Regions from separate parts of the Homo sapiens genome. Here region 1 is linked to region 2. Evidence: chromatin loops called from intact Hi-C (ENCODE). Cell type or tissue: prostate gland. All regions are shown on one strand. Links, peaks and the distances in the headings refer to the core of each region. The heading gives the core; the rest is flanking DNA. Region 1 overlaps EGFR (epidermal growth factor receptor). Region 2 overlaps EGFR (epidermal growth factor receptor).

What was found. A loop is a pair of places that touch in the nucleus more often than their neighbours do. Peaks named below come from ENCODE experiments on the same cell type or tissue, not always from the same donor. Only the 100,000 strongest peaks of a DNase experiment are listed, where the experiment ranks them.
Region 1: a loop joins it to region 2, with 2.2 times the contacts of the local background. A loop is called at or near these places in 3 of 110 quality-filtered maps.

Annotation. Positions count from the first base shown.
Region 1 is chr7:55,101,932-55,118,021 of GRCh38, forward strand. The region is part of intron 1 of EGFR (epidermal growth factor receptor); the gene reads left to right. Among named protein-coding and RNA genes, the nearest start is that of EGFR-AS1, 79 kb to the right of the region's middle. In prostate gland, for the core only: no CTCF peak of the experiment used is centred there; DNase peaks (open chromatin) are centred at 7,600 and 9,340; H3K27ac peaks cover 1,993 bases.
Region 2 is chr7:55,169,246-55,182,144 of GRCh38, forward strand. EGFR (epidermal growth factor receptor) reads left to right here. Exons shown (of 28, transcript NM_005228.5): 16 at 1,930-1,968; 17 at 3,738-3,879; 18 at 4,676-4,798; 19 at 5,477-5,575; 20 at 12,048-12,233. EGFR-AS1 (EGFR antisense RNA 1) reads right to left here. Exons shown (of 2, transcript NR_047551.1): 2 at 10,505-12,899. Among named protein-coding and RNA genes, the nearest start is that of EGFR-AS1, 13 kb to the right of the region's middle. RefSeq lists enhancers at 11,955-12,574, 12,575-12,899. In prostate gland, for the core only: a CTCF peak has its summit at 12,067 (motif pointing left); DNase peaks (open chromatin) are centred at 8,646 and 12,166; H3K27ac peaks cover 6,901 bases.

The DNA of each region.
Region 1 (16,090 bases), core at 3,916-11,915, 68 kb before region 2:
TCACGTGGTGAGGGGAAGAGGTTGTGCTATGTCGGGAAACTCTGTATCGAAGCTCGGCTCAGATCATGACATTCTCTTGACTAAAACCCTCAGTTTCCATCAAACTTGTCACTCTGGCATTAAAGCCTGTCACTGTGTGGCTCTGAAAACCTCTCTGAACGTGTTCCCTGCCTCTGCCCTGCAGGTCCCTGTGCTCCACAGAAGCCCACTTATGTGACCCACCCCCACTCATCACCACCTTCCCTCACCCAGAGCCTCAGCTCCCCACTCCCACCTGTAAGACCCCTACTGGAAAGATTCCCACCTGCCCCTCAAGATTAATCTCCAAGGACATTTCCAAATTCCTCTCCCCATCTCTCAGCCAGATGGCTTTGCTCCCTCCAGGAACCCCAGCCACCTTCGACCTCCAGCAGGGCACTCCACTCCACATTCTCCTGGTCTGTCTGGCTCATCTTACCTGAGCCATGCTCTCCAGGTGAAGGACTATGTCTAACTCAACTCTGCTTTAAAAGCAGCTAACACATTGCTCTTTGCATATTGTTCACTCACTAAGTTGAACTGGACTTGGACATGCACACTGAACTGCAGCGTCTGCTGCTTCTTGGTGGCCCAGCTCGTCAAAAGAATAAGATTTCAGCAAAACAATGTAACAATTTTTTTTACCAAAAGTAATGTTAACAATATATGGTTTTCCCCTGATGTTTGCGTCAAAATGCTTTTTGGAAAAAACATTTTTCAACTCTTTAGGGTCAGAATTAAGCAATGAAATTTATATACCACATGTATAATGTGTATGTTTATCTAAGTATCTGTTCATTTATATATCTTAAATAGAAATTTTAAAAATTTTTTTAAAACTCCTGATAAACATTCTCAGGAGGCACACTATGTAACTGTTGGTTGATATACCTAGCTAGATGGTGAAATCAGATTTTGTTTAAAGCATGGAGGAGAGGGAAAAATTAAATCTTGCAGATTCTGCAGTCCTTAACATCTTTGAAAGAGGAACATTTCAGACAATGTAATAAGAAGGCCACGTGCTTTGACTTCTGTAGATTTTAAAAATACTTCTGTATAGTTTCTTCTTCCTTTGAAGAAGTTTGGGGAGTTTGGGAAGATGGAGAAAGATATAAGAATAGACTCCCCATATGGGTCATGAATTATCTTTTTGCATCAGAACTCTTAGTGCAGTTTCAGTATTTTCTTCCTCAGGAGGGTGAGCTGCTTCCGAATGTCCTCCCCTTCTTTGAGGCATCCTCTGTTGGTGAACTTTGAGAGCATCCATTTATGAAGTTGATGACCTTTCCCAGTCTCTGCAAGCCCTTCAGTGTGTGTCCTCTCTGAGCAAATCTGAATTGTGTGCTTAATACATGGAAAGGGATTTGGGAGGGTTGCTTTTTAAACTGATTTCTTAATTAATATTATGGTTTAGTTAACTAGACAGTCTCATTGCAGAAGTGCATAACCATAATATGTCTTCAAATATATCTCCCTTCCTAACACCCTGTAATATACTTTTGTAAAGATACCCTTACAGAATGTGATCCACCATTTATGAACCTGCAGCATTGCATTCAGAGACTAAGTGAAAAGCTGGCAGATTTTCATTTAAAGCACAAGCTAAGGAAGAAAGCTGGTCTAGAAGGAGCTACAGAAGGGTAATGCTTAGGGAGGGAATGATGTGCCTGTGGGTGGTGGTAGTTAAATCTAACCAAAGAATGATGTCGTGGGTGTTTGGATATTGGATGGTCCACATTGGGCCACATTCTTTCAAACATAAGAGTCTGTAGAAATATGACCTGTAAAAGACTCTTAAATATTCTGGAAACTGTTTCTTCCTTGTCACATCCTTATATATACTTGAACCTATGCCTACCAGACATGACATGTGACTATTCATACAGATTTCATCATCTCTGGTTTAAGAATAAAGGATGCTGCATAGAAGGCTCACATCTTTTAATTCACAAGACTGAAACTGTTCTGAAATGACATTGTTTCTAAAAATTCATTACTTGCATTATATTCATTTTTATTTTTCCATGCCAGAAGGGTAGAAGTTCCTGTGCTCATATTAAGAAACAGCAATGTCAATCGAGGCCCAACTCAAATCCAATTTATAGGAGTTATAAAGGGCGTGTGCCTGTTTTGTCTAGAAGCAGTGTTGGGCAGCACTGAGTAGGATAGACCACCTGTTGCTACCGATAAAGGAGCAGCTTCTCGAATGCTCCTGTCTGGTAGGCACTATCCCGAGTGCTTTGGCCCCTCATCCACAATCTGTGTGGCAAAAGGCATTGCAGGCAATTCAGTGAGGAGACCGAGGCATGGAGAGCAAGTGCCATGGAATTCCCTAAGGCCGTGCAGGGAGCAGGTTGCCAAGCTGGGTTGAAACCGTCCTCCGTAGGCTCCCAACTCCGCCGTCGCTGCTACTGTGCTGGATGATGCCTGGTAGATGCAGATGTGGAGCCCCATGGATTCTGAGACAGGCCGGGTTTCAGTCCTGCCCTAGCTGCCTATTGGCTGGATGACCTTGGCAAGTTGACTTTCGTGAGCCTCATTTGTCTCATCTCTCAATTAAGAAAACCTAGAGCCTATCTGTGGGGGTTATCTGAAGGATTCCAGGGATGCATATGGCACTGTCTACCGCATGCGGTAACTGTTTCACAAATGATGAGGAGCGATTTATGTTCTTAGTGGAAATATGTCGGCGTGTGAAGTCCCAAAGCTCTGCCCTGCCTGGCTTGATCCAGTGCCTAGGCACTGCCCCTCTTCCCCTCTCTCCCAACCCACTGTAAGAGGCTAGGCTGCCTCAGTAACTCTGAGGGGCATTGACTCTTTTCATCCAAAAATTCATGTTACTGCCCCACATTTTTTCTGTTGTTTTACAACGCAGTAGGAAGTGGGCAGACTGTCAGGAAAAGTGATTTATAGTCATGTATTGCTTGTGCTTTGGCTTCATTTGATCCAATGCAGATCAGCTGCACTCAGAAAACTACTCAAGTGAAAGAGAAAAAGTAACTGAAGGGGGAAATCTGGATGAGTAAGAATTCCAGGGATAGGAATATTAATAGCAAGCTTTTTGCCTGATATAGTCACTTTATGCTGCAGGGGTGCCCCTTTATAAAGTGCTTGTACAATGGATGTTTGCTTTTGATTTTGGATTTGGAGTCTAATGAATGTTCTAAATTATTATTAGAGGAGCTTGCGGTTGTTACATGTCTGCCTTTATTGCTTATTTTTAGCCATCTCCCCTGATGTCAAATGCTCAGGCAAGAATGATACATTCATTTATAATGTGGCTCCTTCAGAAATATACCACATACCTTTTGGTGTGGTTTGTGGCTGAGAAGAGTGGGGAATGCACAAGTGGAAAACTGCAGAAAGATTATGCCTTCATCACTTCAAGTATTTGAGATGAAACTAGATCATTTGCTGTTGCTTTTTATTCTCATTCTAAGTGCTTTTCAAAGTCAGCGCTAAGATTTTAAAATGGTTTTCTGTTGTTGGCAGAGAGGGAATTACTCTATTACTTTCTGATAAAACAGAGTCTTTCATGATCAAAGAGAACCAGGCTCTAGTAGTTCCAGTATCCTAACGTGGACACTAATTGTTTCCCTCCTTTTCTTCATGAAAACAGCTTCTGCACAAATGATAGCCTTGTGAACTAGCCATGGGCACAACTGGAGAAGCATTTAGGGAGCTTTAGTGCAAATTGAGACCACCTACACATCTGACTCTACAGGGTTTGACAACATCCAGGGTGAATCACAAAACATCAGTCTAATCAGGGCTTATATAGAAAGAGTGAAAGAACTCTGATTTCATCCTAAAGATTATTTATATTAACCATTGTTCCAAATGCATTAACTATTTTAATTTAGTTGTTTTGATTGTTAAAAAAAACACATCTGTTTGGTAGATAAGACATAATTTAAGACAAATGTTCTATTTGATAAGCTTTTAGAAACAACTTATTTTTATTCTTTCCTGTGAGATAACTCAGATGTGGAGAATGTGACAAAATTTTAAGCATAACATGAGAAGGGCTGACACACATAGATTTCTGTGTGCTTACTTGAAAACAACAAAATTTAAGAATTTGGTATAGGAGTTGTATCAGGTAGTGCAGAGTCCCCAGGAGACCTAGAGACCCAGGTCTGGGAGCCTAGCGGCAAGGGCTGAATGTGGGATGACATCAGCAGAAACTCACAGCCACTGCTATTCCAAAAACCCAGCAGCAGCTCAGTGCAGGGCAGTGCTGATAGTACAGTGCCTGCAATCCTGGAGTGGATTTGGATGTGTCAGGTACGCACACGCTCACTGCTCCCCCAGCAGTACGTTGAACAGTGTGCGTCCAGGTGTCTGTAGGGCCCCTCGCCCTAACTCACAAAACCATTCTGGGTCAGAAGCCACCAATATTGTCATCATCCTCCCTTTTCTGAGAACCCTAGTAAGTCCCTCCAGTGGGGCAAGCCCACCTTTTCCCTTCATTCTGTGGCAATATGCCTTCATTTCCTAATCAGTTTTGCCCTGCTCATTCAATGCAAAATGGATCTGCTTTCCTTGGGCACCAATATGTCCAGGGATTGTTTATCAATCTTCAGTTCTGTTTCCTTTACATATCCCTCCAAAAATCAGGCCTGCACTGCCTGTGCACTCCACAATCCACAGGCCTGAAGGAAATGTTATCTTTGATGTAGAGACTTAAAGTAAAACTCTTCAAATTAATTATTTCATGCAAAAGGCTAGTCCTGACTCTAATTCTAAGACATGTCTCCTAAACTCTGGAAGTCTGATGTATCCTATTATCAACATTTATCCTTAATGTGATGGTTTATCATTTATCCTCAAAGCTGCATTGTAAAATGTACACTGTAAAGTGTACATTTTAAAGTCGGTTTTAAAAAATCATATTTAGAGATCCTGGTAAAAATCTATCAAGTCAAGACATTACCTTATTACCCATGGAATTGTCTTCAACTCTTACAGTTCAAATATTCCTGAATTGGCTTTCACAATAAACATCCTAAATATGTAAGTAGAAACATATATATTGCCAACTTTGTGCCTTCCCAAGCAAAATTAAAATACAGGAAAAGTCAGTTTGTTTTGCCCATAAATAAATATATGTGTGTGTGTATGTGTGTGTATACACATACACACTCAGAAAAGATAGAAGCAGCAGCATATTTTGGCAGCATCTGGTTTATTGGAACTCAAACGTTCTGATTGTGCATACAGACTAGTTAATGTGGTAACAATTATGTATTTCTTCCCTGCTCCTTGCCTTCTTTCCCTCCCCAGTTTTTTTCTTCCTGATAGTAGGTGTGTACTTTTTTCCTATTTCCATTGGCAAGCCACATGACAAGCAAAACGATCACTCGAAGAATATTGTTCCCTCAATCAAGAAAAATGCCCATTGGGTTTTGTTATTTGATGTTATTTGATGACAGAGACCTATTGTTTTTCCATTTTTCTTTTTTTGTTTTCCGTGGCACCTATGGAATTAAGCAATATAAAAAATCTATTATTTCAGATGTTCACGTCTAATGAATTTCATGTGAAATACTGGCAGTATAACCCCAAATAGAGGAAATTTGTGAAGAGTGGATGCTGCAGGGCATGAGACATCTGCACAGAGTTCATCTCTTCCAGCATCTTGCATGTCCCAAGCACTGCCCTGCCAGGCAGAGAATGCTGCAGATCACGGCAGTGAATTCCAGTTGTTCAGAGCACATTTGACTTCCAAATTCTCAAGGCCACAGATTTGAGGACAGAACAATATTTGCATTTGAAATTGGAAGATTATTTTTTGCACAAGTGCCTATATGCTATATAGAGTTTGCCCACTCTGCATTATCTTCCCCCTGTTCCCCCGTTATCTGGCACAAGCTATTCAAAAGACACGCCTACTTGTAAAATAAATGGTTTGCAAACTAAGGAAAATACTTAAATCTCATGTAAATGGTACTATACTATGTATAAAAATGTGAAGAAACACAGAACAGCTCATGAACACCTCCACTGCTGTATAAAAGAACCATCTTTTTTCTGGCTCCTATTGGATGCCTTAGAAAAATCTGTATTTCCTCTTTAGTTATTGTGTTTGAAAGATGAAGTTGAGACAAAAGTTCTATTCTTTTTAAGTTGGCAGAACTTCTGAAAGGTGATTTTTAGCTGCAGTGTGACTCATTCCAAATGCAGAAATCTCTGACCCTGAGTTAGTCTATTTGTCATGCAAGAGCCTAGAAAAGCCCTGAGTGATAAGAAATGGCCATAGGCCATTCCCACAGAATTTTCAACAAAAATAGAATCATGCTTATGTTCTAGTCATGACTTAGAACTTATAACTCATGTTCGGAACTGTCCATGTTCACGCACAGGGGCCGTATCACTCCGCCAGAGCTGCCCTGGGTGCCGGTGTGCAGAGGGGTCCGAGAGTGACTGTCTCTTCCTCTGTTGTCGAATGTGTGGGTTATCTCCATAAATGGCTGCCATGAGCATCCTTGTTCACACATTTTTAGGTACTTGAGTGAGTGTCTGTGGAATAATTTTGGGAAGTGAAATCTGTGGTCAGAGGTTTGTGAGTTTTACATGCTACATTTTCAGAAGTTGAGAAATAGCAGTAGGCTGAAGGCAAGTCGCCATGCCTGGAATTCATGAACACTAGTTGAAAGAACTGGCGTGAGTTAGTCATGACAGGAGAGATGGGGAAGGGAGTTGCAGGTAGGAGGGCCATCTTCAAATTCTCAAAGTATAGTCACTCCAAACCAAAATTCGATTTAATCTGTAGGACTCCATTCTCAAAGCACAGTCACTCCAAACCGAAATTCGATTTAATCTGTAGGACTCCAGGTGGCAGAATAAGAGGCAATGGATGGGTGGAAGCGAAACAGGGCCAAAGTTTGACTTCATGTGCAACTTCCTAAGGAGTGATTTGAACTCCACAAACATGAACTAAGCACCTCAACACAGGCTGGGCAAGTTGCTGTTCTTTTGGAGCTTACATCTTAGTGGGGAAAGAGAAATGCCTATGTAAACATATAAATCAGCAGGATACATTGTGAGGACGGTCATTGCTCAGTGAGACTGCAATAGAGTGATACGCTGGAGGGGGCTGCAAGGGAGAAGGTGGGAGGGACAGCATTTAGCAGAATGAGCAGCACAGTCCCATAGGAAGAAGAATTTATTGCCTCCTTAGGCAAATAAATTCCCAAACCTTGAACATCAGAAAGGAAATAGATTAATGTGCACAGAGGATTAAATTATGTGATCTGCAAAGTCATTTAAAATCTATTTCCACATAAAACATATTAATGCAACCTAAACAAAAGGGGTCTGGATACCCTCATCTTCTTCCCAAGCATCAAGTCTTTCTATAGTTAAACTGAGATGCTTTTATTCTTGGAAAATTTTAAGGACTATCTACAGCAATGGAAGAATCGGGTGTTGGGATGTGTTCCCAGGTAATAATGACTGCAGGCTGATTTGGCCCTTGAGGTGTGGCCTCATGGCCCTCTCCAAAAAAAATCAAGGACCTGCTACAAAGCACAAAGCCGACTGCAATGCTTGCTGCTTACTGGTTAGGGCAGCTCCTCTTTGCCAGCGACCAAGCAGAAAGCAAGACAAGACAGGTTCTGAAGCAGTAATTCAAAGCCTTCCTCGCTTTCCCATGTGAGTCATTGCTAGTCAGAATATTACCTTTGCAGAGAGGCTTAATTCCAAATTTGCTCTTAAAGGGATATCCTCTCCTGGTTTAGGTATAAACTTTTGACTCACAGGACAAATTCTATCATTCCTTTGGGCCTAGGATTGCATTTATTTCCATGACAAAAGGGCCTGTCTGGTGTTTCAGCAAATGAAAACAAAAATATAAAGCCCATCTCCTTTTGAATGAGCTCTAAAACAGTTCTCCACTGGACTTCAGAACAAGAGGGAGCTCTGGGCTGCTGGCTGGTTGTGCATTTGCTGTGGGTTCCCTCCGGCAGGCGACCTCTCCGCGCTGAGAAGGTTATCCGGATAACCAAGTAAGAAAGTACATGAGGAGGCACAGAAAGAAAAATGTGAGAGATAACAGCATAAACACACAGTGTATGTTGTTATGAGGCATCACATGATGAGATACTGCTGGGGAGGGAAGAAGTGAGGAGATTCCTAGGAATCTTATGAGAATTTCCAGAGACAACAAGTTTTGAGCTTTTTTTTAATTTAGAAAATTTACCTTATTTTTAAAAGAATATGTAACATATCCCATGCTATAAAATTCTAGACATAGTAGATTTAAAACAGCATAATGGAAAATATAAATATCTATTTTCTTTTCCTATTTATGTATTCTGTGCCAGTAGGAATGTAGCCAAAAAGAGAGAAAAGGGGTCTCTGCAGACATGGATGTCTCTGTGACTTGATCACTGCTAACCCAAGAAGATAATAAAGCAGAAGCATGTATCCAGGTTGCTGCAGCCAAGCCTGCCCGGTCTGCGGGGCGTCCTCACACATGGGGCAGCTCTCCCACCCCACACACTGGGAAAGGCGGACAGAGGCTGGGCAAAGCCCCCAATTTTCGTTGGCACTGACCCCGATGATTTATAGGCCTTTGTTTCCCATGTTAAATGTCTTACGATCATTAAATTATTTATAGCTCAATTAGCATGTGTCCAAAACCAGGAAGTTCATAGGAGACTGTGTGACTGGGAATTAAGGAGCAAAGCAACTTTCCAGTCTGTGATTTACTGGGTTTCCATTCTGTTTCCTGTTCGGATCCGGAAGTAGAATTTCAAATATTGCTTTTCATGCTTTATTTGGGACCGATTTTAGCCCCGCTCTCCTTTCTCTTGCCATTCGCTGGCCATTAGCCACCAGCCTCTGCACAATGACCAGCTGGCCCCTGGCAGATCTTGGGCCCAGGTGTGAAGTCGCTGGAGAAGCATTTCAGGGCCAAGATGGGAGTGATTTCATTTTCCATTGACACTATGCAGAAATGAAGGGGATTCAAGTGCCTTCAGAAAAGCTTCCTTCCAGCGAATGGAGTTTTGGGGGTTTTCCAGACTTGCAACTGCTTTTATTCTTGGAAGCATCATTGTTGCTTTTTCCCCCCTTCCATTTATATCCCAGGAACTGATTCAGAAACCATAGAAATTGGATTTGGAATCGCTGAATGCTAGCAGACAGCTGACTGCACTCTTCCCAAGAAACCCTGCCAGCTGGGTTCGGGTATCGCGCGGTGTGTGCTCTCTCTGCCTGGCCCGCTGAGTCCTCTAACTCTAATGGATTCCTTCTTACACCAAAGTGCACTAGAACTAAAGTGTTTTGCTTCATTCTTTAGACATTTTGTGGTTTAGGGCTCAATCAGCCAGGGTATGATTTGCAATCCACAGTAACCGGTTTCAGAGCAGCTGCCCAGCGAGGCAGGTTTCATCTCGCTTGCTAGACGTTTTGTTTTTTTTTTTTTCTAAACCTCACACCTTTTATTTATTAGACTTGGATTCCAGTTTCCTGAGCCTGTTTGTGCCACTGATTAGACAGGCTTGAAGCAGAACCCACCAGGCTTCCTGAATAAAATGCAGCAGTGATTGTATTAGGGGGTTTTAAATTGCTCAAAATACTGTCTAAAAAACACTAAAAATCATGTTACTTTCTAGATTGAATAAAATCCTATAGAAATGAATTCCTGGACTTGATATGTAGCAAGCTGGCATTGGCTCGGGAGTGAGTGGGCTCAGTTAAGTGAGCTAAGATGAGATGGTGCACAGGCGAGCACCCACCTGAGGAGTGTTTGGATGTTATGATAGCCAGCTCCTCTGTAAAGACCTGTCCTTCTATGTCAGCAGCCCAGCAGATAAATGACGTGTAAATACCACATTTAGGAGGGCTTATGATGATGCCAATTAATGGAGACCTTTTTGAAACAGGAAGGAGGTGAAACATATTCCTTTGCTTCTACATCACTGTGTGCCAGGCACTGTTTACAGCATCTCGTTTAACCAGCAGTCACCACCTGACGGATGGCTGATGTGGGGTGGGGTCCCAGGGTGGGATTGCGTGATGGGCTTGGGGTCTCTGGCTGATGGGTGCCAGAGCTGGGACTGGAACTCCTGGCGTGACTGAGGCAGACACCTGGGCTACCCAGCCTCACCCACGACGCCCTCACTAAGTGACCCACAGGACTCACCGGAAGCAGGGCAGCAAGGTCCCCCTACAGAGGTCCCCACTGCAAACCGATACCCAGCTTAGACAGCAGTTCTGCAGTCGGCGTCTCACCCCTTCGGGTCTCATTGTGACTCACTTTGATAGCCACACGATTTAAGGGTGGTTCAGTAGTGATTTGATGAGTGCTGTGGCTCAGGGTCATTCCCCTGCCCAAGCATTTCAAATTCCAGAAGTTCATGCCCTGCATGGTGGGTGAAAAGTCTCAGGCCAACCATGAGCACACAGCAGCCAGGCGACTGAGGCAGCTGCCCGGGGTGGCACGTTGCTCAAACCCATCATTTGGAGTCAAAACAAACAGATGATTAGCTGGGGTGGTCACTTTCAATCAAGAGTTTTCACATCGCCTAGACATGGCCTCAGAATCAGGCCTGGTGTGGCCAGGGGCTGATCTCACAGTAGACAGGAAGTGTGGCCCGAGGGCCATGGCTGCCCCCTCAGAAGGCCCTGTGGAGTGGCTGGCCGAGCCTCAGCAGCCTCCTGTGAAGCGAGGAAGGGTCTTCCTGCCGGCCTCTGGAGATCAGTATGGGAATGCACAAGTAGGAAACGCTGGATGGGAATCCCTCTGCCCTGTGATACCAAGGCAGTGAGTTTGTAGACTATGGAATTGCTGTCGGAGGGCTCTGTAACCGGCCAAGGTCACACAGGTAGCCATTGGTAGAGCAGGGACTGGAATCCCAGACCCCCAACTTCCAGGACTGTGCACCTTTCTTTATCCCATACAGCCTTACAGTCAAGTGCCAGTGCAACACCTGATTCCCAGGTTCCAGCCTTTGTCTTTTATAATGGGAATCAACCTTATCTTGACGATCCAGAGATAGTCATCAAGGAAGATTAAATTATCCCCTTAGACTCAGAGTGACCATATCATTTTCCCTCCACACAAGGACACTTTTGAGAATGAAAAGGAGGAGATGTCTGTACCAGACGCTGGATGACAGGCACCGACAGGCTGTCTGCCAGGGGAGCAGCGATTCCTGTATGTTGTAGAAAGTTTTTCAAAAGTCACCTTGGAAAGAGGTTTTGTTCCTTAACCTTCTGTTAAATAGGAAGCTCCGTGAATGAAAACAACTCCCTTCCCTAAACATTCTAGTAATGACCCAACACTGCCAAGCCTGCCAGCTCTGCCTCATGGTCGTGTTGACTGTGTGAGACTATGTGAGTGCCTGCTACACAGTACGCTTTCAGTAAACATGGTATTGCCTCGATAATCCCACAAAAATGTCCTATTCAAATCACCTGGCACCCAGGAAATTTCCTTCTTTTTTTTCCCAGGTGAAATATACAGTTGAAAACACCTGACAGCAATTCCCCTCTCCCATGTGTTTGCAGGATGGTGGTTTTGGTTCCTCCATCTTTGATGTGTACAAGTGTGATGTTTTCCCCCCACAGACAAGTAAACCACATTCTCTTCACATTCCCAATGTTTTGTCAATGTACCTCCTTCAATAGAGGATCGATAAGGAAAAAAATCATTGACAATCTCAATTAGATTCACTATTTCATCCAAAAGCATAGCTTAGAACTCTAGTTTTTGTTCAACACTCTTGCCCTATGAGTGCACAGAACTTTAATTCTGATACAAACATCCCTGAATGTTTAGCTTTGACAGAGATTCCAAGGTGATTTGATAAGAAGCAGGGCTGTGTTTGGGCTCTGGGAGTTTTTGATATGGTTTCAAGCCCCATCCAAAACCCACAGACCTCTAGAAAGTAGGTGCCTGCCTTCCTGCAGCAGCCCTGGAGCCTGCTGGGGGCTTTGAGCAGCTGCTGCCAAGCCAGGCCTCACCCGACACTCTGATGGGCACGGCCATGGTGGCAGGGGCTTGGACGCTGCCAGGTGACTCTAACTTGTGGCCAGGGTGGGAAGCACTGCTCCACAGAGGTGCCAAAACCAGGTTCCTTCCTGTGTTCTCACATTTCACAGCCTCAATGTAAAAAGTAAGACATGGGCACTCTGGAATATTACAAAAATATAGAAAAGCATGTTATAGTAAATAAAAGGCTCACAGAATTTTGTCATTTAGGAACAATGATTATTAATATATTAGTGTGTGTTTTTGCTCATTAACAGTATATCCTGAGATATTTCCTATACCATTTAATATTTTAAAAGATGTTTACACTGGCCACAGTAGCTCATACCTATAATCCCAACACTTTAGAGGGCAAGGCAGGAGGATCACTTGAGGCTTAAAAATTAGCCAGGTGTAGTGGCACATGCCTGTAGTCCCAGCTACTCAGGAAGCTGAGGCTGGAGGATCACTTGAGCCCAGGAGTTCAAGGCTGCAGTGAGCTATAATTGCACCATTGCACTCCAGCCTAGGTGACACAGTGAGACCCTGTTTCTAAAATAAATAATAAATAAATTAAAACATTTAAAAATACATGATGTTTAATTATTAGAGGACTCAATTTTATATCTATGTATACAATAATTTTTAAGTTTCTTAATATTGGACTTTTAGTACCTTTTTAAAAATACTATTTTTAAAAAAATCTGTATTTCTAACTTTTTATAACAAGGAACCTTTGGCTTTGAGATGACTGGGGAATCCATTCTTTCCTATAGTATCCATGTCCAATGGACTTAAAGTATTAATCAATGTGTTTATGTTTTGTTATTTTTCTGGCATTACAAAAAATTCTAAATATATTGTTACCGCCTGTATAAATATCAGCTTTTGAGAGAAGGACATTGTGTAGAAATAATGAAACACTGCAACTTGTATTTGTATTATTCTTTTTTTTTTTTTTTTTTTTGAGATGGAGTCTCGCCCTGTCACCCAGGCTGGAGTGCAATGGTGCGATCTCTGCTCACTGCAAGCTCCGCCTCCCAGGTTCACACCATTCTCCTGCCTCAGCCTCCTGAGTAGCTGGGACTACAGGTGCCCGCCACCGCGCCGGGCTAATTTTTTGTATTTTTAGTAGAGACGGGGTTTCACCATGGTCTCGATCTCCTGACCTCATGATCTGCCCGCCTCAGCCTCCCAATGCACTGGGATTACAGGCATTATATTATTCTTTAAATTCACATGAGAATTTAGTATGGCTTCAAAAAATACCATAAGTTAAAATATCACCAAGACTCTGTTCAGACAAAAGTATCAGAAAAGTGAGCCAGGCACTCACATAGTTTATAGTTTATAAAAGTGAGACAGGCATGATCTCTTAACCTCACTATAGTCCTGTGAATAAGGTTTATTTACATTTCATTTTACCTGCCAGGATTATTGTAAAAACGCCAAGCACATTGCCTACACAAACTAAATATTCAGTCAATGGCTGCTATTTTCATGAGTTCGTTTTAACATATATTTATTGTCCTCTACTGGATTTAAGAAGTTATATTTATTATCATCTAAGATTTTAGCTATTCCTTCTCTTAAAAATAGATTTTATAATCAATGGCAGTAAGGGAGAGTAACTCGCAGTTCTCTGAATCTCAAGGGGTTCCTGGAAGCCTTCCTGAAGGTATAGTGAAATTTCAGCTTCACATTCCCATCCATGAGCTCCCTGCAAATATCCCGGTCTGCTCTCAGGACCCAGTGACTTACCTATGCAGAGGCTGTAGATAGCACCTGGAGCTTCCTGTGTGCCCTCCTCAAACTCAGCCAATGCCGTCATACAGTAGCAGGCAGGTGTCTTTGCTGGGTAGTTGGACTGGATGTCCCTGGGATTGCAGAACTGGAATGGGGAGTGACATCAGGAAACTATAATCATCAGGACAACATGGTTTGCCATAACTTTAAGTTTTAAGCGACCGCAGATTATGCGGAGAGAGATGCATGCCCACAGCCATGCTTCCCATGTAACTGGAGAGGGGTCTGAAGTTTGAAACAAGTGTTCCTAGGCACGGGTTACAGTGTTTGTTATCATCATACTTGATTTAGAATGGGGCACAACATGTGGATTCATGGTAACTGTTACAACCTTACTCATTTTAATACCTGAAAACATGCTTTCCCCATGCTGGGAATCGAAAGATTCTCCTAGGAAAAGAAAGGCTTGACAACATCGATTCAAAAAGGGCATGCATTTTCCTCATTTAAATAACTCTAATGTGCAAGTAGATCCCCTGACCTCAAGCTCAGAAGAGTCCAGGCCTTCACACCTTCTCTGCTTCTGCTCTGGGGCCAGCTATTGAGATTCCTGTGCCCACGCAATGCGCACATCCCACCCCTGGCCGCTGTCCACAAGAAATCCAGTTGCACCAAGCACCCCACTTTTTGCACCTCTCATTTATGTACTCCTAAGAGCCTCACCACAACTCCCTTCTAAAAACATGAGTTCCTGACTGGGAATTCGATGCTGCCCAGGCAGCTTTGCTCAGAGGGAGCAGCCTTCTAGAAATGTTTCAAGTAAACTTTCAAGTATAACTAAATTCAAAAAAAACACATACACACACACACACACACACAAGTCAAAGGTGTGTAATTTGGCCAATATCACAAACCAATTAGCCCTTTGTAAGTGGCACCCAGATCAGGACAGCTGACCATACCAGCACCCTAGAAGCACCCCGTGCTGCCTCCTGGGACAGGGCTACCACCATCCTAAGGCCAGCACGATGGGCCAGCTTTGCCTGCTGTTGAATTTTGCTTACATAGAATCCTCCAGTAGGTACTCCTTTGGGTCAGGTTCTTTCACTCAACATTATGTGTTGATATTTTTCCATGCTGTGCTGCAAAATTGTATTTCTTGCATTCCATAACTGGGCAGTTCCATCATAGGAGAATACCACACTGCGTTCGTCCATTCTACCGCCAATGGACATATGGGTTCTTTCTCTTTTCTTGCAGTTACAAGTTTATGAATATTGTCCCACGTGTCCCTGGTGAACTTTTGTTTGCATTTCTGTTGGGTACCTCAGAGTGGCGTTGCTGGGTCAGAGGGTACTGGTCGCTTTAGTAGCTTTGAAAGATATTGCCAAAACATTTTCCAGCGCAGTTATAGCAAATTATACACCACCAGCAGTAGAAAACATCTCCTAATTGCTCACAGTAAACCCCCAAAGATTGCCACATACATCTTCCATATCAATTACTTAACTATTCAGCAAATTTGAAGGGAAATATATTTAATCTTTTTATTCAAATAGTTTATAAAGTGGAATAGAGATGTGGGTAAAAGTTGTCTTGCCACCTTTTTAGATCGGTAAAAGTTTGTTGAATGCAGGCAAGAAAAGATGAGAAATAATGGTACCCAATGAAAGACATAGCAGTCTACAAGGAGGGGCATTTCCCGGGGTGGGGGGGACCCACACTCTGTAACTCCCACATTCAATTAGCATGTTATAGGTAAGCTGCAGAAAACGAGGCAGCTTGTCAAAGAGGAACGGCTCTTGGCCATGGTTGCTGCCCTAGGAGGATATTTGATACTAGCAGAGCTGGGGCAACCCTGGAGGAAACCACCTGGAATGATGGGAGAACTCCTCCAGGGAACATGGCCCTTTAATAGATCTCTGTTATAAAAAATAATCCCAAAGCAGCCACCAGGGCATACTGCTGCGATCAAGTCCTAGGCGGTATTCCCTTCTGCGCCATAGACCCTGTGCAGAGTGCCCTCAACGAAGGAGCAAGGAAGACCAAGTCTCCCGAGGGTTTGCATATGTGTATGTGATTCTGCAGTCATGGTGAATGACACAGTCAGGGCTGCGGAAAAGCATTGGTAAAGTGTATATTTGAGGCTTCAGAAGTTTGAAAAGGCTAGATTTCCTAGGCCAAAACACTGAAAATTTGCAATTAGAACTTCAGTGCTGATGCTGGGAAGACTGGAGTTAGTTTGAGACATGCACCTGTGCAGAACTGGGCCCCCAGAAAAGGAGAAGGAAGGGAATCCAGACCAGAGTAGGGCCTGACACCACTCAGACTCGGCGTGTCTAT
Region 2 (12,899 bases), core at 4,480-12,479:
ACCTGCCACCACGCCTGGCTAATTTTTGTATTTTTAGTACAGACAGGGTTTCACCATGTTGGCCAGGCTTGTCTTGATCTCCTGACAAGTGATCCACACACCTTGGCCTCCCAAAGTGCTGAGATTACAGGCGTGAGCCACTGCGCCCAGCAGGAATATCTATTTTTAAATGGAACTGTGTTTTCATAGTACACGGTGAGGAGAAAGTTGCTTTGAAATCTTTATCCTAATAAACCAAATAATATGAAAATTTGCCTATTTTAATTATATGTAACAAAGTTTAGTTACTGCTATAATTGCAAATATGTATAAATTCCTTACCAAAAAAAAAAGAATCAAGTGGGAGCCAGAGAATAATTTTTCTGACAGAATTAAATAACATGCTATAGCTGCTTGAGTTCATACTCAATAGTCATTTCTGCAGAGTTACCGAGGGCCTCATCAGCGTCAGCAGGAGCCCCTCGCCTTCTGACGCTCTCACATCCTTCTCTCCTGCAGCCCCGTCCTGCCACTGTCCTTGTCCAGCTTCTCTTCAAGGGTCAACTGGTCTACCTTTCCCTACAAGTCTGTCACAGCTTCTTGTTAGCAATCCCTATGGTTGCCCAAAAGCATTTTCAGAGCCTGCATAAGACTGCATCTTGTAGAAAATTTGCAGTTTCAATCTGCCCTCCCTCTGCCGGGTGTTCCCATTGTATTGCATTCAGCAGGCAGGGAGAGACTGCTATTAGGTCTGTTCCTGAGTGACTGCTTTCTGTCTCAGACTGTTTGGTGTCTGTAGGAGGTAGTGGGGTGGGCAGTAACGAGGTCTCCTGTATATTCCACCCCTACGAAGCCTGTGTGTTTGGTTTATGAACTAAGCTCAAAAGCACCACAGGGGTAAGACTGCAGTACATGACACCATGGAAAAGAGGGAGCACCCAGACCCCCAAATTAAGAAGAGCAGTGTAGAGAACAGAGACCTGGAGAGCAGAGATAGAAACTGTTAGGATCAGATTATAGTGTTACACCAGGGCTCCCCAGGCCTCTCACATATTGAAATGTACTTGTCCATCTTTCTCCAGGCCAGGAAATGAGAGTCTCAAAGCCATGTTATTCTGCCTTTTTAAACTATCATCCTGTAATCAAAGTAATGATGGCAGCGTGTCCCACCAGAGCGGGAGCCCAGCTGCTCAGGAGTCATGCTTAGGATGGATCCCTTCTCTTCTGCCGTCAGAGTTTCAGCTGGGTTGGGGTGGATGCAGCCACCTCCATGCCTGGCCTTCTGCATCTGTGATCATCACGGCCTCCTCCTGCCACTGAGCCTCATGCCTTCACGTGTCTGTTCCCCCCGCTTTTCCTTTCTGCCACCCCTGCACGTGGGCCGCCAGGTTCCCAAGAGTATCCTACCCATTTCCTTCCTTCCACTCCCTTTGCCAGTGCCTCTCACCCCAACTAGTAGCTAACCATCACCCCCAGGACTGACCTCTTCCTCCTCGCTGCCAGATGATTGTTCAAAGCACAGAATTTGTCAGAAACCTGCAGGGACTCCATGCTGCCAGCCTTCTCCGTAATTAGCATGGCCCCAGTCCATGCTTCTAGCCTTGGTTCCTTCTGCCCCTCTGTTTGAAATTCTAGAGCCAGCTGTGGGACAATTATCTGTGTCAAAAGCCAGATGTGAAAACATCTCAATAACAAACTGGCTGCTTTGTTCAATGCTAGAACAACGCCTGTCACAGAGTAGAAACTCAAAAATATTTGCTGAGTGAATGAACAAATGAATAAATGCATAATAAATAATTAACCACCAATCCAACATCCAGACACATAGTGATTTTAATTATTTAAGAGTAGTTTAGCATATATTGCTTTATGATTTAATTAAAAATCTCCAAAATATATGCCAAAGAAGTAGAATGAGAAAAATGTATATTTCTCTTTCACTTCCTACAGATGCACTGGGCCAGGTCTTGAAGGCTGTCCAACGAATGGGTAAGTGTTCACAGCTCTGTGTCACATGGACCTCGTCAAGAATGACCACACTGCTGTGGGTGAAGATGCTTTCCTGCATTTCTGACTGTCCTCTGTCCTGATCAAGTTTCTATGGCTCTGGGCCAGCCTACCCTCAGCCAGGGTTTCTGCAGAGACTGCCCAGCTGGTTCCACGTGGCTCCACGTGCCAACTTTGTCCTCAGTGGAGGGAAAGTTGGACACACAGTGCTGGGGCTGCTCCCTGCTCCGCCGTTGCTCGATGCATGGCCTGCCTCTGAATTCCTTGGTTCCACTGGTTTTGCTGGGTCCTTCTGTGCCTCTAGCTCCTCTTTTTTTCTGTCCACTTACCCCATTGGTCCCATCACAAGCCTGTGTGTGAGTGGCCTTTCTGTTCGATGACAACCTCCAGCATAGGGGAGTGTTTCTCCTTGCTTTCTTTCCCAGACACACTGCCCAGCAAAGGCAAAAGGGCTTCCTTCAACATCAGCTCTGGCCAGTTTGCCAGAGCAAAGCCCTGAGAAAAGCAAGGTTGAAAAGTCTTATTCAAACTCACCAGGAAAGAGTGGTGTTACTCTCGATGGCGTCTAGCCAGGAATCATGGAATTATACACCGAGCACCTGTTTGCCATTTTGGATGTTTCCAAACATGAACCAAACTTCCAGGCCCCTCTGCCATCTCTGGTAACATTTACAAAGTCCCTTCCTCACCACTGCCCTTCCTTCATTTTGGCATGCTCCTCCGCCCCCGAGTTGACAGCCATAGCTCTCTCTCCTGCCACCAGTGTCACATGATCGAGGAAGAAGGCAACTTCAAAAAGACTGGGTCCCCTTCCACTCCCATCTCTTCAGTGAGCTGCTAGGACACCCAGCAGAACTTCCCCACTCCACACTGCAATCTCAGGGATCTTAGTCACGGGGCTTTCCACCATGTCTCCACCTGGAAACCAGTCATGGCCATTCCTTCTTACATCTGCTCTTTTCCATCTTTTTCTTCTCCTCCTGTTCACCCGCCCTTACTCTTGTGGCGCCCTATGGATATGCGCTCCATAGCAAATGATTCTTTATATCTTACGGTATTCTAGTGAGCTGGCACATGTGGCTTCTGGTTTCCTCTCTCTGGAACTAGACATGACCTCTGTGGGAGGGAGGATTAAATGCACCCTACAGTCTGAGGCTGCATGATGACATCACTCATCACAATGATGCTTTCTATGTCTGAATCCTATTCCTTTATAACCCCTTTCAAGCTCGTTCAGAGAGTATTTCACACAATCCATGTGCTCATCTTAAAAGCCAAGGACCCAGAGGAGTCTCAGCATTGCCAAAAAGTCCCTTCACCCAGCCTGGCCAGAGGCAGTGCCTGGTCCATGTGTATGGACTATGGCACTTCAATTGCATGGAAATACTCTTGGAATGAACAAAATACCAATCCATGAAAAAGCATTATTGAAGTCTAAGTTATTTTTTGAATCATATTTTGTTAATCAACAAATTGAAAAATACTCATTATATGGAGAGGTCCAGATAAAGCCTCAATTTTAAAAAATGAGGAAAAGTGTGCCTGGTAGGGGACTGGGGAGAGCTTGAGAAAGTTGGAAACGTTGCCTTAGAAGCCTGTTTTTTCTCCTTTTAGAAGCTACATAGTGTCTCACTTTCCAAGATCATTCTACAAGATGTCAGTGCACTGAAACATGCAGGGGCGTGTTGAGTGCCAAGGCCATGGAATCTGTCAGCAACCTCACCCTTCCTTGTTCCTCCACCTCATTCCAGGCCTAAGATCCCGTCCATCGCCACTGGGATGGTGGGGGCCCTCCTCTTGCTGCTGGTGGTGGCCCTGGGGATCGGCCTCTTCATGCGAAGGCGCCACATCGTTCGGAAGCGCACGCTGCGGAGGCTGCTGCAGGAGAGGGAGGTGAGTGCCAGTCCTGGGTGGGCTCAGGAGCCCTCGCACCCCGACAGGAACAAGGGCCAGCCCCGAGAACGGGCCATTAGCAGTTGTGTATGTTAGATACATAATTGTATTATGATGCAGAAAGAATCTCTGAATGTGCAGTTATACCCAGTTGGTGACATGTTGGTACATCCATCCGAGGAAATGGCAATGTTTCTAGGCTGCACCCTTCAATGTCCACAAAGCTGTGTGGCATCTGCTTAGGACCCGGTGCCTGTGTGTGCATAGGAGGGAGGCCAGGAAGCCTGGCTGTTGATCCCATGCTGGCACTGTGGCGAAGGCGAGAGATTCCTGCTTTGGAAAACACCATTGTCCACACAGTGGCTTTGTCCATGATGGACTTCGCCACAGCCCAGTCCTGTGCTGGAAGCCATGTTCTCTGGAAAGAGCAACCCAGCGGCTCATAAGCATAAGCGCGTGTGATGTGCCCCAACCAAACGACCGCCATGCACAACTTCCCTACCGGAGTTTTCAATCCAGTTAATAGGCGTGGAAACAGACATAGAAATTGTGTTTGTTGAAAGGTAGCTGTTCAGTTAAAGAACACCTGTATCAGAGCCTGTGTTTCTACCAACTTCTGTCAAGCTCTGTAGAGAAGGCGTACATTTGTCCTTCCAAATGAGCTGGCAAGTGCCGTGTCCTGGCACCCAAGCCCATGCCGTGGCTGCTGGTCCCCCTGCTGGGCCATGTCTGGCACTGCTTTCCAGCATGGTGAGGGCTGAGGTGACCCTTGTCTCTGTGTTCTTGTCCCCCCCAGCTTGTGGAGCCTCTTACACCCAGTGGAGAAGCTCCCAACCAAGCTCTCTTGAGGATCTTGAAGGAAACTGAATTCAAAAAGATCAAAGTGCTGGGCTCCGGTGCGTTCGGCACGGTGTATAAGGTAAGGTCCCTGGCACAGGCCTCTGGGCTGGGCCGCAGGGCCTCTCATGGTCTGGTGGGGAGCCCAGAGTCCTTGCAAGCTGTATATTTCCATCATCTACTTTACTCTTTGTTTCACTGAGTGTTTGGGAAACTCCAGTGTTTTTCCCAAGTTATTGAGAGGAAATCTTTTATAACCACAGTAATCAGTGGTCCTGTGAGACCAATTCACAGACCAAAGGCATTTTTATGAAAGGGGCCATTGACCTTGCCATGGGGTGCAGCACAGGGCGGGAGGAGGGCCGCCTCTCACCGCACGGCATCAGAATGCAGCCCAGCTGAAATGGGCTCATCTTCGTTTGCTTCTTCTAGATCCTCTTTGCATGAAATCTGATTTCAGTTAGGCCTAGACGCAGCATCATTAAATTCTGGATGAAATGATCCACACGGACTTTATAACAGGCTTTACAAGCTTGAGATTCTTTTATCTAAATAATCAGTGTGATTCGTGGAGCCCAACAGCTGCAGGGCTGCGGGGGCGTCACAGCCCCCAGCAATATCAGCCTTAGGTGCGGCTCCACAGCCCCAGTGTCCCTCACCTTCGGGGTGCATCGCTGGTAACATCCACCCAGATCACTGGGCAGCATGTGGCACCATCTCACAATTGCCAGTTAACGTCTTCCTTCTCTCTCTGTCATAGGGACTCTGGATCCCAGAAGGTGAGAAAGTTAAAATTCCCGTCGCTATCAAGGAATTAAGAGAAGCAACATCTCCGAAAGCCAACAAGGAAATCCTCGATGTGAGTTTCTGCTTTGCTGTGTGGGGGTCCATGGCTCTGAACCTCAGGCCCACCTTTTCTCATGTCTGGCAGCTGCTCTGCTCTAGACCCTGCTCATCTCCACATCCTAAATGTTCACTTTCTATGTCTTTCCCTTTCTAGCTCTAGTGGGTATAACTCCCTCCCCTTAGAGACAGCACTGGCCTCTCCCATGCTGGTATCCACCCCAAAAGGCTGGAAACAGGCAATTACTGGCATCTACCCAGCACTAGTTTCTTGACACGCATGATGAGTGAGTGCTCTTGGTGAGCCTGGAGCATGGGTATTGTTTTTGGTATTTTTTGGATGAAGAAATGGAGGCATAAAGAAATTGGCTGACCCTTATATGGCTGGGATAGGGTTTAAGCCCCTTGTTATTTCTGACTCTGAAACTTGCATTCAATTCACTCCACCAAGTTATCTCATCTTTGAAATGGCTTTTTTTAAAGGTGCCTAGAATATGATGGCGTGCAGTCTATAAACTGTTGCCCACCTTCTGTACTTTCTCTCAGAATAATTCACATTCTTCTCCAGTGTCTGTTGATTGTTACTTTGTGGAATAAGTTCTTGGAAAATTCCACAAGATTATTGTTATCTTCTTACTACCAATTCTATTGAACTTTCTCCACCTTCTCTGGGCCTTCCCCAGCCAGTGGTGGGAAGATGCTGGCTGGAGTCTGACAGAGCCTCTTCTACACTGGCCTGGGCTTGCTGTGAGTTGGTGGAAACCTTTGCTCTTGTCCCAACACAGAGCAAGTGAAAGAGGAGGTCAAGGGGCTCAGGCAGCGGACTAGGGAAGCAGAATCGAGGAAAAGGAAAAATGGCTGACTTATTACCTCAAAACTCTAGAGAATTTAGTTGATCTTACAGCCAAGAAGGACAAAAGCCAGAGAGTAATATCCTCCGCCTCATGTCTAACCCACAGAATACATAGCAAGTAAAGAGAACATGGGCCTTTATAAAAATGTCTTAAGATACAATTTTTTAATTGGAGGAAATCTACAGTTTAATTTTCTCTGGGCAGCTTTTCTTCCTTTTATTATAGTAGGGGAAATCCCATGTTGATATACTTCTAAATGAAAGATGATGAATTGATATAATACAATAAAAAATCTGTAAAATTGATGATATACTTATCAAGAAAAATTAGCTTTCATTTTAACGGTTTACAAATTGAGTCAAGTCCTAGTAACAAAATGTTAAGTCTATTAACATAACCACAAGAAATACAGGAAGACGGGCAATCTGTGAAGCCTTTCACTTACAATCTCTGGCCCCTCACCTGTGCTGTGTAGGAAAATCTTTGTGCACAATTTGCTTCCTTAATTCATTTTTTATTCATTCAACACATTCTAATAAATTATACAAAATCATGTTGAAATGTGAATTTCAGTGGTATTTATAAATGCAGTGTGAGGAGGGTTTGGATGTATTCTAAGACAATAGTTGTGCTTTGGGAAGGAAGCAGTGTTCACTGAAAAGTGCCCCCAGGACCTTTTAATTGGAGGAAATATGCTTCTGTGGAGTTGGAAATGGGGTAGAAGATAGATAAGGTCAAGGCTTAAAAGTTAAGTGCACCCAACATCTGAAGCGTCCATGGGCCTGGCATGGTGGCTTTCGCCTGTAATCCCAGCACTTTGGGAGGCTGAGGCAGGAGGATCCCTTGAGCTTAGGAGTTTGAGACCAGCCTGGGCAACATACTGAGACCCAGTCTCTACAAAAAATAAAAAATTAGCTGGGTGTGGTGTCTCATGCCTGTAGTCCCAGCCACTCAGGAGATGGGAAGATGGCTTGAGTCCAGGAGATCTAGGCTGCAGTGAGCTAAAATCTCACCACTGCACTCCAGCCTGGGTGACAAAGCAAGACCCTGCTCAAAAAAATAGTTAGATATAAATATTAATATAGATACCTATATATATCTGAATATAGATATCTATATATACTCTGTATATAGTTATTTAGATATATAAATATATATGATATATATTTAGAGAGATATATATTTAGAGAGATATATATTTAGAGATTTATATATATTTTATATATATTTAGAGATATATATCTCTAAATATATATCTCTCTCTAAATATATATATATCTCTCTCTAAATATATATATATCCCTAAATATATTAAATAAATAAAAGAAATAAAAGAAAGCTCAGTTTGGCCTCCTGCTTGTCCTGTCTCCTCATCCCCTCTTCCCCCTCCATCATTTTATTTCCTTGCCCCATGTTTCTTCACTGCGGCCATGTCCCCCCTCCTCTCCAATGATGGATGTCATGTCTGCTGCAGTCAGAGGGCGACAAGCCTGGAGTGTTCCCTGAAGCCTGTGGTTTGTGGTTTGTCCTGCAGCTCAGGCTGCCCAGGCCTCACCAGCAATCCTGGCGGGCAGGGCACCACACTGGGATGGAGAGGGGGAAGCTGGAGGAGGCACTTTCTGGTAAAGAAAGCAAAAGCCAGCAGTGCCCAGGCCAATTTCAACAGGGAGTTAAATAGCACCTTAATCCTGTGGCAGGACAGCTCATGGGGCCATGTGTGCTCTTAGAAAGACTCACATGCACGCATGCACGGCAGCAATGACTCCATACTCACGTTCCCCTGCAGACACCAGGCCCCCACAGCCGGCACACACACTGCAGCCCCAGTTCCATGTTGCTAGCAGTGGCTTAGTGAATGAGTAAAGTTCTTAAAATGCAGGGGACACCTGCCCTTCATTCATAAGGCTGGACGTACACCTCTCCTTAAGGAGTTCAAGAGCTAGTGGAATCCCAATTCATACGGTAGAGCCATTCACAGATGAGAGAGACAAGCCAGAAGGAAGGAACCAAAAGTCATGTCAGCAGTTAGGACAAAATAACAGGCTTTCAAGGTCACAAAGCCTCAGGGACACTCCTGCGGTGGGACTGGGCTAGGAGCCATGGGGGCTCCAACTGTGCGCTCTGCCTGCCAGCCTGTGGGTGCTGGGGCTCCACGAAGATTGTTGTGGAATACCAAGCATGCTTGCTGTAGGTCACGGTGCACGTTTACTACTTCCAAGACAAACAGCCGAGAACAAAGCTCGCTTTAGCTTCTGCGTACACCGAACGGGACACACGACTGAACAGCGTTCCCATTGTGCCTGCTGGGTGGGGAGGAAGTGATGGCCCAGTGGGTCTATCAGATGTTAGTAGGATGGGGCCTGGCGGGGCTCCAGGCTCTGTGTGGCCGACACCCACGCCCCCCGCTCTGCTCCCCATTCCCAGCCCCAGGTCAGCCCTGCGAGGCCCTGCAGCAGATGGGCTGCTCAAACTGCTCTGGTTTGCAGATTTTTCTTCCCTCTCAAATGAATACAATATGTTTTCAAGTCTCAACCAGATCTTGAGAAAATAGGAAGAGCCAGAGGGTTTCTTTGGTGTTATGGTTGTACAGCTTCCCAGACTCCGGGGGAGAGATGTGATTTGTGCTTTCTGGCAATCCCATGGCGTATTAAATTTTCATAGGCTTTCCAGTTTAAATTTAGGGTAGGCAATGGAAGGGAACGCAAAACAGATTTCTAGGTGTACTGTGTGTGTGTCTCCCACGTCTAAAGTCTGTTAACTGGAGCACCCAACAGGCCCCACAGGCTGCCTTCACACAGAGGACCTGGGGCGCCTCCGACCCATTGGGGTGAGCAGTGGGCCATGGAGGGAGCCAGGGTCAGGAGACCTGGTTGTGGGCCTGACCTGACCCTGCTCAGGGTGGCCTCAGGTGGGCCGTTCACCTCGTCAGCCTCAGCTTACCCTCTGACTACAGTGACCTCAGACAAAATACGCTTCCTGGCCCTGTCCAGTTCTGACTTTTTATAAACAAGCACTTATCCAAGTTAAAGGGATATTTTCAATATCTACTGAGTCCACAGATATTAAATATCTCCTCTCTTCTTTAAAATTGTGGCATTATCTTTAGAATATAAAAGGAAAATAACACACACTCTCCTTGAAAATAGAGAGCCTAAACACTCTGCAGGAAATATTTAAAGCTATAGTTTTTGTTTGTTTGTCTTGAATGCAAGTGGCCTGGACTTTGACTTGCTTTGAGTCTTTGACCTTCATGACTTCAGTACAGTTCAACCCTGACAGTTTTGAAGTAGGTATGTGCCTAGATCTGCCCTAGTCCCTGCTGGAATGTTGAAGAAGCAAAGGTCCAGGCCCTCAGAGCACTTGCCACGTACTTGCCAACAGATACGGGGCGGAGACTTGAGTCAACGTAAGAGCAAGTGTGTGCCGGGTGATCCGACACTGCAGAGCGCCAGCTAGACCCTAAGCGTGTGCTAGGGGCTGACCAAGCCGTTCTTTCCTCAAAAACTTGGTGGGGAGGGTATTTTTAAAATCACACAAATATTTAAGTACAGATTATGATGACTGCCTCAAAGCAGTGGCTCTTCAGCTTCATCAAGCTTCAGAGTCCAGAGGGTTTGTTCATATGGAAGGCTAGGCCTGTCTCCTGCATTTCACCCTCTTGGCCTGGGGGCGGGACCCAAGAATGTGTGGCTCTAAAAGGTTCCCAGGCAATGCTGAGGCTGCTTTCTGAAGGAAAAACTGCAAGATACCAGGAGAGTTTCATTTAGATTGAAGAGTCGAGGAAGGCTCCTCTGAGAAAGAGTCTGCTAAGGAAGGAGGAGGTGGGTTCTGGGGACAGAGGTTCTCCCGTGGGTAAGGGTGGAGGGAAGCTCTCCTGGGGAGAAGGTGGGCAGGAGGACCAGAGGCTGGAGGGAGGAGGGCAGTCAGCCTCGGGGCTTCCCAGGAACAGGGACGGCCAGGGCAGGGTTTAGGGCAAGGAAAGCGTGTGAGCATATTTGTATTTTAGTAAATATTTACAGTTTGCCCTCCATGTCTGCAGTTTCATATCCATGGATTCAATCAACCACAATGAAAAACGTTGGGGAAAAAAATTGCATCGGTACTGAACATATACGGACTTTTTTTCTTGTCATTATTCCCTAAACAATACAGCATAACAATTATTCACATAGCATTTGCACTGTATTAGGTACTATAGGTAATCAGGAGATGCTGTAGATGGGAGGATGTCTGTAGGTTACACACAAATGCTGTGCCACTTTATATCAGGGGCTTGAGCATCCTCACATTTTGATATTTAAGGGAGGTCCTGGAACCAATTCCCCAGATACTGAGGGTCCACTGTCTGTGTCCCCTCGCCCCACCTTGCCTTTGTCTCCTGTCTCCTATCTCCACCCTGCCTCCCGCCAGCCTGTTGCTCCTGACCTGCCCGGGCACCCTGGAGCAGCACCCTATCTCAGAGCCTGGCTCAGTGTGTTCACTTCTGCAGAGAAACTAACTTGCCCAAGTCCACACTCAAAACATAGGCATTGCTGAGATGTGAAAAGCAGCTGTGGATGCTTTCTGCTACAGTCTGTGTGTTCTTTTCCATATCTGAATAAAAGGTCACCACCATTTGTATTTTAAAGAGAAAGAGAATTTATGGGTGGAAATTGGGGATTCCCTCATTCTCAGTCAGACAGAAAAGAGGGCCCCATTGTGTGCCTGATTGCAAATAAATTTAGCTTCCTCAGCCCAAGAATAGCAGAAGGGTTAAAATAAAGTCTGTATTTATGGCTCTGTCAAAGGAAGGCCCCTGCCTTGGCAGCCAGCCGGAATTAGCAGGGCAGCAGATGCCTGACTCAGTGCAGCATGGATTTCCCATAGGGAGCCTGGGGGCACAGCACAGAGAGACCACTTCTCTTTAGAAATGGGTCCCGGGCAGCCAGGCAGCCTTTAGTCACTGTAGATTGAATGCTCTGTCCATTTCAAAACCTGGGACTGGTCTATTGAAAGAGCTTATCCAGCTACTCTTTGCAGAGGTGCTGTGGGCAGGGTCCCCAGCCCAAATGCCCACCCATTTCCCAGAGCACAGTCAGGGCCAAGCCTGGCCTGTGGGGAAGGGAGGCCTTTCTCCCTGCTGGCTCGGTGCTCCCCGGATGCCTTCTCCATCGCTTGTCCTCTGCAGCACCCACAGCCAGCGTTCCTGATGTGCAGGGTCAGTCATTACCCAGGGTGTTCCGGACCCCACACAGATTCCTACAGGCCCTCATGATATTTTAAAACACAGCATCCTCAACCTTGAGGCGGAGGTCTTCATAACAAAGATACTATCAGTTCCCAAACTCAGAGATCAGGTGACTCCGACTCCTCCTTTATCCAATGTGCTCCTCATGGCCACTGTTGCCTGGGCCTCTCTGTCATGGGGAATCCCCAGATGCACCCAGGAGGGGCCCTCTCCCACTGCATCTGTCACTTCACAGCCCTGCGTAAACGTCCCTGTGCTAGGTCTTTTGCAGGCACAGCTTTTCCTCCATGAGTACGTATTTTGAAACTCAAGATCGCATTCATGCGTCTTCACCTGGAAGGGGTCCATGTGCCCCTCCTTCTGGCCACCATGCGAAGCCACACTGACGTGCCTCTCCCTCCCTCCAGGAAGCCTACGTGATGGCCAGCGTGGACAACCCCCACGTGTGCCGCCTGCTGGGCATCTGCCTCACCTCCACCGTGCAGCTCATCACGCAGCTCATGCCCTTCGGCTGCCTCCTGGACTATGTCCGGGAACACAAAGACAATATTGGCTCCCAGTACCTGCTCAACTGGTGTGTGCAGATCGCAAAGGTAATCAGGGAAGGGAGATACGGGGAGGGGAGATAAGGAGCCAGGATCCTCACATGCGGTCTGCGCTCCTGGGATAGCAAGAGTTTGCCATGGGGATATGTGTGTGCGTGCATGCAGCACACACACATTCCTTTATTTTGGATTCAATCAAGTTGATCTTCTTGTGCACAAATCAGTGCCTGTCCCATCTGCATGTGGAAACTCTCATCAATCAGCTACCTTTGAAGAATTTTCTCTTTATTGAGTGCTCAGTGTGGTCTGATGTCTCTGTTCTTATTTCTCTGGAATTCTTTGTGAATACTGTGGTGATTTGTAGTGGAGAAGGAATATTGCTTCCCCCATTCAGGACTTGATAACAAGGTAAGCAAGCCAGGCCAAGGCCAGGAGGACCCAGGTGATAGTGGTGGAGTGGAGCAGGTGCCTTGCAGGAGGCCCAGTGAGGAGGTGCAAGGAGCTGACAGAGGGCGCAGCTGCTGCTGCTATGTGGCTGGGGCCTTGGCTAAGTGTCCCCCTTTCCACAGGCTCGCTCCAGAGCCAGGGCGGGGCTGAGAGAGCAGAGTGGTCAGGTAGCCCTGCCTGGGTGCTGGAGACAGGCACAGAACAACAAGCCAGGTATTTCACAGCTGGTGCGGACCCAGAAAGACTTCTGCTTTTGCCCCAAACCCC